Linked DNA regions of Homo sapiens: region 2 is linked to region 1. Evidence: chromatin contacts called from ENCODE Hi-C or POLR2A ChIA-PET data. All regions are on one chromosome and are shown on one strand. The core of a region is the stretch at or near the end of the contact, and the rest is flanking DNA. Distances in the headings are between cores, read along the strand shown.

Evidence for each region. A loop is a pair of places that touch in the nucleus more often than their neighbours do. ChIA-PET counts read pairs that join two places held with the same protein, here RNA polymerase II (POLR2A). Pooled maps may share reads with other maps.
Region 2: a loop to region 1 is called in a pooled map, with 3 times the contacts of the local background. The contact joins the enhancer-like site here to the promoter of TENT4A in region 1. A Hi-C loop is called at or near these places in 1 of 168 maps with a recorded cell type or tissue (OCI-LY7) and 2 of 50 pooled maps. POLR2A ChIA-PET finds 5 or more read pairs at or near these places in 1 of 52 experiments (OCI-LY7).

Annotation. Positions count from the first base shown.
Region 1 is chr5:6,711,499-6,715,720 of GRCh38, reverse strand. TENT4A (terminal nucleotidyltransferase 4A) reads right to left here and starts at 2,289. Exons shown (of 13, transcript NM_006999.6): 1 at 1,022-2,289. The coding sequence starts at 1,737. RefSeq lists silencers at 921-1,310, 1,681-1,750, 2,051-2,420, 2,531-2,970 and an enhancer at 3,141-3,200.
Region 2 is chr5:10,599,797-10,603,961 of GRCh38, reverse strand. The region is part of intron 1 of ANKRD33B (ankyrin repeat domain 33B); the gene reads right to left. Among named protein-coding and RNA genes, the nearest start is that of ANKRD33B, 38 kb to the right of the region's middle. RefSeq lists enhancers at 2,640-2,769, 2,990-3,069. Within about 2 kb of position 2,446, at least 21 of the 41 ENCODE cell types and tissues checked have a DNase peak (open chromatin) inside an H3K27ac peak, as active enhancers do; they include OCI-LY7, where a contact is called at or near this core.

The DNA of each region.
Region 1 (4,222 bases), core at 1,040-3,539:
TGAGAAAAAGAGTTACAAGCAAAAGTTTACTATAAGAACTCCCAACACCTAGCAATTGTGGTTATTTGTAGGACTCTACTGCATGCAACAACCCTCATACCCCAGCAAATCCTTAATTGTTTTTTAAATTGGGGGGAAAAATTGTGCAAGGAAAAATTATCATTTAAGTCTTAAAATACTGACATACAACCTACACATAAATTGCTTCCAGACGCTCAGAAAAGCCCAAAATGGCAAAGGGGCTGCGTCAACAGCATCACACCTGAACAGCCTCACCTGGGACAATTCCAACCCCGAAACACACACCACCTTTCGTTTCATTCCTTGCCGTCTGTAAGTGCACTAAATTTAAGTAGAGCCTCTAATTCCCTCTAGGCGGATGTAGAAATATTTAAAATAAAAATGGCACCTTCCAAAGAATAGACATATATGACAAATCTGGTTTTTTCTTTGAATTAAGCCAATGTTTATAAACCATAGGCGATGCTTATGGTAATTGCAGCACAAAATTAAAGGACACAACACCCCCCAAAAAATGAATCACCTCTAAGTTGACAGTTAAATTTTTTTAAAAAATGAAATTAAAAAGGTTAATATTTACCTTCGACGTGATTCGAGTTCCTGGCAATGCTAAATTATTCTGCAACTTAACTTACGTGAAACTCCACACTTATCTACGCCCCACTTTGACAAGGGGTTCCTCACTTGCCCGGAGGCGGGGTGGAGGGGTAGAGAGTCGATTTCCCGTTCCAATCTCAAGAGTAAAAAAGACAAATACCTGCAGGTCCTACCCAGCAGCCCCTTTTCTTGGACTGTTACTTGTAGGATCTGGGCAAGTCACTCCACGATAAATGAGTCTGATGTTTAAAAAAAAAACTTTCAGTGCAGAGTCGGGCCTTGGCCTTAGCCTTCAACATCCATCCTCCAAAAGCCCGGGCGCCTGGGACGGGTGTCTGCACCGCGGGCGCCGGCCAGGACCATGGGCCCCGCCCCCGCCCCCGCGGCCTCCCCGCGCACTCACCCCTGGATGCCCGGGCTGTACGCGCGGCTCTTCCACGGGGTGCCGGGCCGCGGCGCCTGGGCCCCGGGGCCGCCCCCTCCGCTGAGAGCGGCCGCGCGGCTGCCGGACAGCAGGTAGTTGAGGCCGTAGGTGCTGGCCTTGTTCTCGCGTTTCCGGCGACCCGGGTGGAACTGGTGCTGCGACGGGGAGCCGGCGGGCGCGGGGCCGCGCGGCCCGGGGTGCCCGTTGGCTGTGCCAGGGGCGCTGGGCGCGCCGTCGGCGAAGTTGAAGAAGGCGCCGCCGCGGCCGCCGCCCGGCCGGCCCAGCGAGGCGCTGCTGGAGGACGACGACGAGCAGCCGGGGCTCTCGGTGCCCGACTCCGCGTTGGACGAGGAGGACGACGACGAGGACGACAGCGACGGCGACTTGTGCAAGCGCCGCGCGCCCTCGGCCGCGGGCCCCAGCGCCGTCAGCAGCGCGGGGGGCAGCGCGGCGGGCGCGGTGGGGCCGGGCGGCGGGGGCGACGCGGCGGGCAGCGCGGGGCCCAGGCCGCCACTGCCCCGCCCGGCCGCCCCCGCCGCGGCCGCCGTGTCCAGCGCCGGCGAGTTGAGGCAGAAATAGGACGCGAAGCCCGAGCCGCCGCGGCCCACGCCCTGCGAGGTCTCCCAGATCTGCATCCACAGGGCATTGGCCGGCCCCTTCTGCTCGGGCTGGATCCAGGCCACGCGCGGATCCATCCACGCGCCGCCCCCGCGGGGCCCGCGCGCCCGCCCGCCCCGACGCGGCCCCGCCCCCGCCGCGCCCCGAGGCCCGGCCGCGCGCGCACGGACGGACGGACGGGCCTGGGCCGGTGGCGGCGGCGGCGGCGGCGGCGGCGGGCGGGCCGAGCCCCGGCCTCCTGCTCTAGCCGCGCTCCCGTCGGGCTCCGGCGTGGGGCGGCGGCGGCGGTGATGGGCCCCGGCAGGCCGCGGCGGGCGGCTCCGGCGCTTGGCGCGTCCCAGCGGGCGGCTGCGGTCTCCGGGCTCCCGCTTCACGCGGCGCGGGGCGGGCGCGGGGGCCGCGGCGGCGGCGGCGTTCCACTCGGGCCGCGGGGAGAGGCCATCGGAGAAGGGCGGGCGGCGGGGCCGAGGGGGCGGGCCCAGGCGCCGAGCGGCTGAAGGACCCGCGGGAGGCGCCGCCGCCCGTGCGGCTAGCCCTCAGTCACGCTCGCGCCGCTGGCTCGGCGCTCCTGCGGCGGCGGCGGCGGCGGCGGTGAAAAGACACTCTCGGCGGCGACAGCGCGGGGGAAGGAGGGGGCCGCCGCCGCGTCCGCTCCAATGAGGGGCGGGGGAGGGGGCGGGGACGGGGGCGGCAGGAGGAAGCGCGGCCTCGGTCGCCGGGCCGTGTCGCCGGTGCGCACGCGCGACCGATTTCAAATCCTCACTAGACACTGCCGCCGTGGTTACCGCGCCTGCGCGTTGGGGCCCCGTCGGCCGCGGGCGGGGTGAGGACGGCGTCAGAAGCTACGCGACTGGGAGGGGCTGGAGGGAGAGGCGGTGGCGTTGAGCCATTACTGACTAGGCCGGCGTTGGGTGGAATAGGCAGCGGCTGGAAGGCCCGCACGCCGCCCTCGGCCCGCCGCGGCGCGCAGACCCCGGCGTGCAGACATGCGCGCTAGGGCCGGTGTCACCGGGCTGCCGCCTGAGCCGCGCTGCGCGTGCGCAGGGCAGCGTGGCCGTCACCGCCGCCGGTGGAAGTTTCCGAGCAGCCGGGCGGGGGCAGCGGACGCCACCGCAGGCGCTTCCCCCGCCGGCCGGCCCTCCCTCCTGACGTAAGGGCGGGCCCCGGTCGCAGATCCCGCCCCAGGTCTCTCATCCGAGGGTCCGTGCAGCAGGTCACGCTGCGCTCTCTGGGGTCCGCGCGTCGGCCCACGTGCTCCCTGCACCTCGCGGGGTGAGCGGCCAGCGTGCCGTGCCGGGTGGCTGGCTCCGCCGCTCCGGAGCCGGGAAGGACACGCGGCAGAGTCCTGCTCCCTAGCGGGTCTGCTTACAGGCGTTTGGTTTGCTTTTTAAAATGATTTTCTATGCGAAAAGTGAAGTGAAAACTTCCAAGTTAATTCCCTGGGCAAAATGGGCAGTGCTAGCCGAGGAACGGCTGGTGGGCGGCGCGTCCGGCCCCCGGCTTCGGTTTTTCCAGCTGCACCGAGCGGGCAGGAGTCAGTGGGAAACCGCCCGCCATCCACAGCCTGCCGTTTGCCATCCCGGTGTCCCGAGCGCGATGGAAGCCGGGTTGACAGTGGCACTGTTTGGAATACAGCGCCAACCACACATCCTGTGAGGTCCAAAGCAAACGCCAGTGTCGTTGATCATCGCGGTGCCCCGCGAGCCTGGGCGACGTGAGGCCCCGCGGCTGCCGCCCTGTCTTCAGGCGGAGTCCCCGCAAATGCACTCCCGGGCCAGGGCCCTGAAGCTGCCTTAGCCCAGTGGCGCCCGGGCTCCAAGCCTTTTAAGTAGAACGGGACCTGGCCTTCGTACAGGCGTGTTGTAAATGCTACCCCCTCGTCTCCAGCACAGATGAGTAGACATTACTAAGCACTTGACCCTTCAAACATCGCCCCAACAGGAAAGGTCCGTGTGTTGCATACAAAGGCTTTGGGGCAAGTGGTGGTGGTTAGTAATGAAAATGAATGTTTCAGACGTTTTCAAATACCTTCATATTGTACACGTGGAAATCATGACCAAGGATTAGAACGTGCATTCAGTAAACTACAGAAAATCACACACAAGTCAAACGGCCGTTATTCTGGAGCTGTTTGCTTCCAATGGCTCAGTCCAAAATCCTTGGTCATGCCTGGCTCCTCTCTCTGTCCACAATGAACACATCCTCTTGGCTCCACTGCCCGAAACAACCAGAACCCAACTGCTACCCCTCCTCCTCCCTCCACCCCTCTTTCCCCGCCACCCGTCCATTTTAAAGCAGTGCCTTCTAGCTGGTTTCCCACATTCTGCACAGCTGCTCGTGTGATCCTTTTTAAAAAACAAAAAAGATGTTACTATTTTAAAAATCATCTCATGCCACTCTTAGAATACTATGCAGCCGTAAAAAGGAATGAGATCATGACCTTTGTGGGGACATGAATGGAGGTGGAAGCCACTATCCTCAGCAAACTAACACAGGAACAGAAAACCAAACACCGCATGTTCTCAGTAATAAGGGGGAGCTGAGCAATGAGAATGCATCGAC
Region 2 (4,165 bases), core at 1,197-3,696, 3.9 Mb before region 1:
GATTGCACCATTGCACTCCAGCCTGGGCAAAAAGAGTGAAACTCCATCTCAAAAAAAAAAAAAAAGTTCTCCTTTTGAAATTATTTTAAAAAGTTTAAAAAAAAACATTTTTCTATGGTATAATCTTACATTTATCAAATATTAGTAAAATTGAGGTATATAAAGAATTTTAATCATGAGGAAAGGCTTAAATTACCATAAGATAAATATACATTTAAAACAATTATATAAAATCATCTATTAACACTGCATGACAAAAAACAAGAGAGAAATGCACTAAGCCTTCAGTAGTAATTGATTCTGAATAGGTTATAAAAAGTTGTAAAAAGTCTCATTTTTCCCTACAATGAACATCTATTTTTATTTAATAATCAGAAAATACAAAATGTTTAAGGATGGGGCTGGGCACAGTGGCTCACCCCTGTAATCCCAGTACTTTGGGAGGCCAACGCAGGTGGATCATCTGAGGTCAGGAGTTCAAGACCAGCCTGGGCAACATGGCAAAACCCCGTCTCTACTAAAAATACAACAATTAACCTGGCATGGTGGTGCACACCTATAATCTGAGCTACTCAGGAGGCTGAGGCAGGAGAATCACTTGAACCTGGGAGGCGTAGGTTGCAGTGAACTGAGATCACTCCACTGCACTCCAGCCTGGGCGAGGGAATGAGACCCTGTCTCAAAAAAAAAAAATTTTTTTTAAGGATGAAAAAATTCTGATGAAGCTTCCCAGTCTCCTGCTTAACTACACAAGTGGATTCACGGGCTGTGAGAAAACTGTACAGAAGACAGAAAGCTGCCTCCCATCCTTTTCTAGAAAGAGTTGGGAGAATATAAATAGACCATCAGGCCGGGCACGGTGGCTCACACCTATAAACCCAGATCCTTGGGAGGCTGAGACGGGAGGATGGCTTGAGCTCAGAAGCTCGAGACCAGCCTGGGCAACATGGCAAAACCGCGTCTCTACAAAAATATACAAAAAGTAGCTGGGTGTGGTGGTGCACACCTGTAGTCCTAGCTACTCTAGAGGCTGAGGCAGGAGGATTGCTTGAGTTTGGGAGGTCAAGTCTGCAGTGAGCTGTGATCATGCCACTGCACTCCAACCTGGGTGACAGACTGAAACACTGTCTCAAAAAAAAAAAAAAATGACAAGCAATCAATGGAAAGCAAATTGGACCTTCAGGATCTATAGACTATGATCAGCTTTATAAGTTCCTTGCAAAATGCTGCATACAATTTCATGAAAGGAATCTACATTGTCCACTCGTTTCAGACTCAAAGACTTGAAACCCTTTTTGAATGTTTTACCTACTCTGCCAAAGCGGTTCCCACTCCGGAGGCTCCCAGCCAGCTGCTCTGAGGCAGGCTCTCAGACGACAGCATGTTCTATTCATGAGAAATAAAATTCTCCAACTATTTTCAAGGCAATGTTTTCACAAATATTGGGCCTGTCATGCACAAATACTGGTCCACCTCACAAAAAGTGTGGCCTAATTTAGTACAACCCAAACCAATGGATGCAGAATTAACAACCTGGCTAATGATTGAGCCAAACGACCTATTTACTGTTTTCTGCCAGGCGCAGGTTTGACTTTGGCCACTCATAGTGCAGTCCCAGGACCAGCGGCATCAGCGTCCCCTGGGAGCGTGTTAGAAATGCAGATCCTCAGGCCTCAGCCCAGGCTCCTGGCTGGGAGCCTGCAATTACTTTTGTCTACAGGACCTAAAGTGTGAGCATGCTCCGCTGACGCCCTGGGTGAGGCCCCGGGATGGACAGTGGTGGTGTTATCTCTACACCCAGGCACCGAGGTTGCTCAGTCACCCCTTCGGGGACACAGGACACAGAGCTCAGCTTGTGTTCTTGTTCATTTTTACTTGATTGGCTTTCTTTCAGTGGGGCAACGCACCCACCTTCTTGTCTTGCCCAGTCTCTGCTATATATAAATCCAAATAAATTCTTACCTAGTCCTGGCCTGGATGCCTACAGCACTCCCTCACATGCCCCCTAACTGGTCTTGTTCTCATGTGCACCAGCTCCTGGGTGCTCTACCAAGAGTCATCCCTGGCCCCATGGGGGGAAATGGCAGCCCCCTGTCATAGGCTGGGGTGGAGTGGTCAAAGGAGAAGGGCAGATCTCGAGATATTGTGGCTTGTACTTTGTCTTACAGATTTAGGAATATATAGGTGTCGTCACACTTAAAATGTGTGTGACTAAACCAGCACATCCACGGAGAGCATGCCCCGCAGGGAGGAGGGCTGCACCGCTTTCAGCTGGCTGTCGTCATCACCCATGAGCATTTATTCACCATCAGCAGGCTTACTGGTCCCTGGCTGTGTGTTCAAAATACAAAGATTGCTGAAATGCGACTCCCTCCCCTCAGGACATTCAGTCTGGGGAAGGAGGCAGAGAAGTAAACAATGAGAATGCCAGGCTCGGCCCAGAGGATGGTGGGAGCACAGATGACTGGCAACTTGCCCAGGCTGGGAGGAGTTGGCACCCAGCCAGGTTGAGCCTCGTTAGCCAAGCAATGGTGGGAGGTCCGCAGCGCCAGGGATGGTGGAGGGACCGTGTCCCAGGCGGGAGGCAAGCATGTGCAAAGGCGTGGAGCTGACGAGTGGGGAATTCTGGGTCATGACGGGCTTCCACGAGGGCTGAGGAGGCTGAAGTGCATCCAAAGTTGGTGGAGAACCACGCAGGGTCTTAGAAAGCAGCGTGATCAGATTTTCCTGCTAACTATCTGGCTCTCAGGTGGGAGCTGGTGTGGGAGGAGACAGCCTTGCCACATTTTCTTCTATTTTCAAAATATTCTTTAAATATATGCCCCCCAACCCTATTCTTTTTAAACTGAGTTGGCAACTCATTTGTGATTTAAGGTGTAACTGAAACTGACATCTGTCTGTCTGACTCATAGCTGTCAGGGCGGTGGCTTCCACATGACATTCTGGGCTTTGGGATGTCTGTTCTGCAGGTGTTCATTAATGTCTTCTAACTTGATTTTTTTTTAATGTACAAAATTTAAATTATAACCTTTTCCAAATGTGAAAGGGCTCGATATCGTTAGTCACAGGGAAATGCAAATTAAACCCACAATGAGATACCGCCATACACCCACCAGAATGGTTAAAATTAAAAAGACTGACAATACCAAATGTTGGCAAGGGTGTGGAACTCTCATGTTCCCAGCAGGTGGGAGTGTAAAATGGAAGAACCACACTGGGAAACTGGCAGTTTCTATTAAAGTTTAACACATGTCTACCTTATGAGCCAGCAACTCCATTCACGGATACTCTCTCAAAATAAATTAAAGTCTATATCCACATGAAGATGTATACAAGAATGTTCAGGACAGCTTTATCCATAATATCCCAAAATTGCAAACAACCCAAATATTCATCAAGAGACTAGATAAGCAAAGTCTGCTATAATCAAACTTGGGAATACTACTGAGCAACAAAAGAAGAACAAAATCCTGATACACACAGCAATGCCAGTGGATCTCATGCATATTACATTGAACAAAATATGCCAGACACCAAAAAGTGCACGCTGCTGGATTCTATTTAATGAAATCCAAGGACAGGCAAGATTAATACTGTATATGGTAATAAAAAATTGTGAAGGGGGTTATTAGAAAATGGCACAAGAGAACTTCCTGGGGTAATGGAATCATATCTTAATCTGAGTGACATTTACATGTGCATATTCATTTGTGAAAATTCACTGAACTACACCCTTAAGAGTTGTGCATTTCACTGTATGTAAATTATCTCTCAATGAAGTAATGATAGCAGAAAAAGCAACTTTGCCTATGCAGACATACAAATGCTGAATAAGCCTGTGAAAAAATGCTCAACATCATTAGTCACTGAGTCATGAGAAATGCTCATCTAAACCACAATAAGAAATCACTTCACCCCTATCAGGATGGCTACCATTTAAAACACACCTATATAAAAAAATAACAAGTGTTTGTTTGGTAAGGATGTGAAGAAACAAACCCTTGTGCATTGCTGGTCAGAGTCTAATGTGGTGCAGCCACTGTGGAAAATAGCTTGGTTGTTCCTCAGAAAGCTAAACATAGAATTGCCACATGATCCAGTAATTCCACTCCTAGGTATATGCCCAAATGAGTTTAAAGCAGAGGTTGAAACAAAGATTTGTACA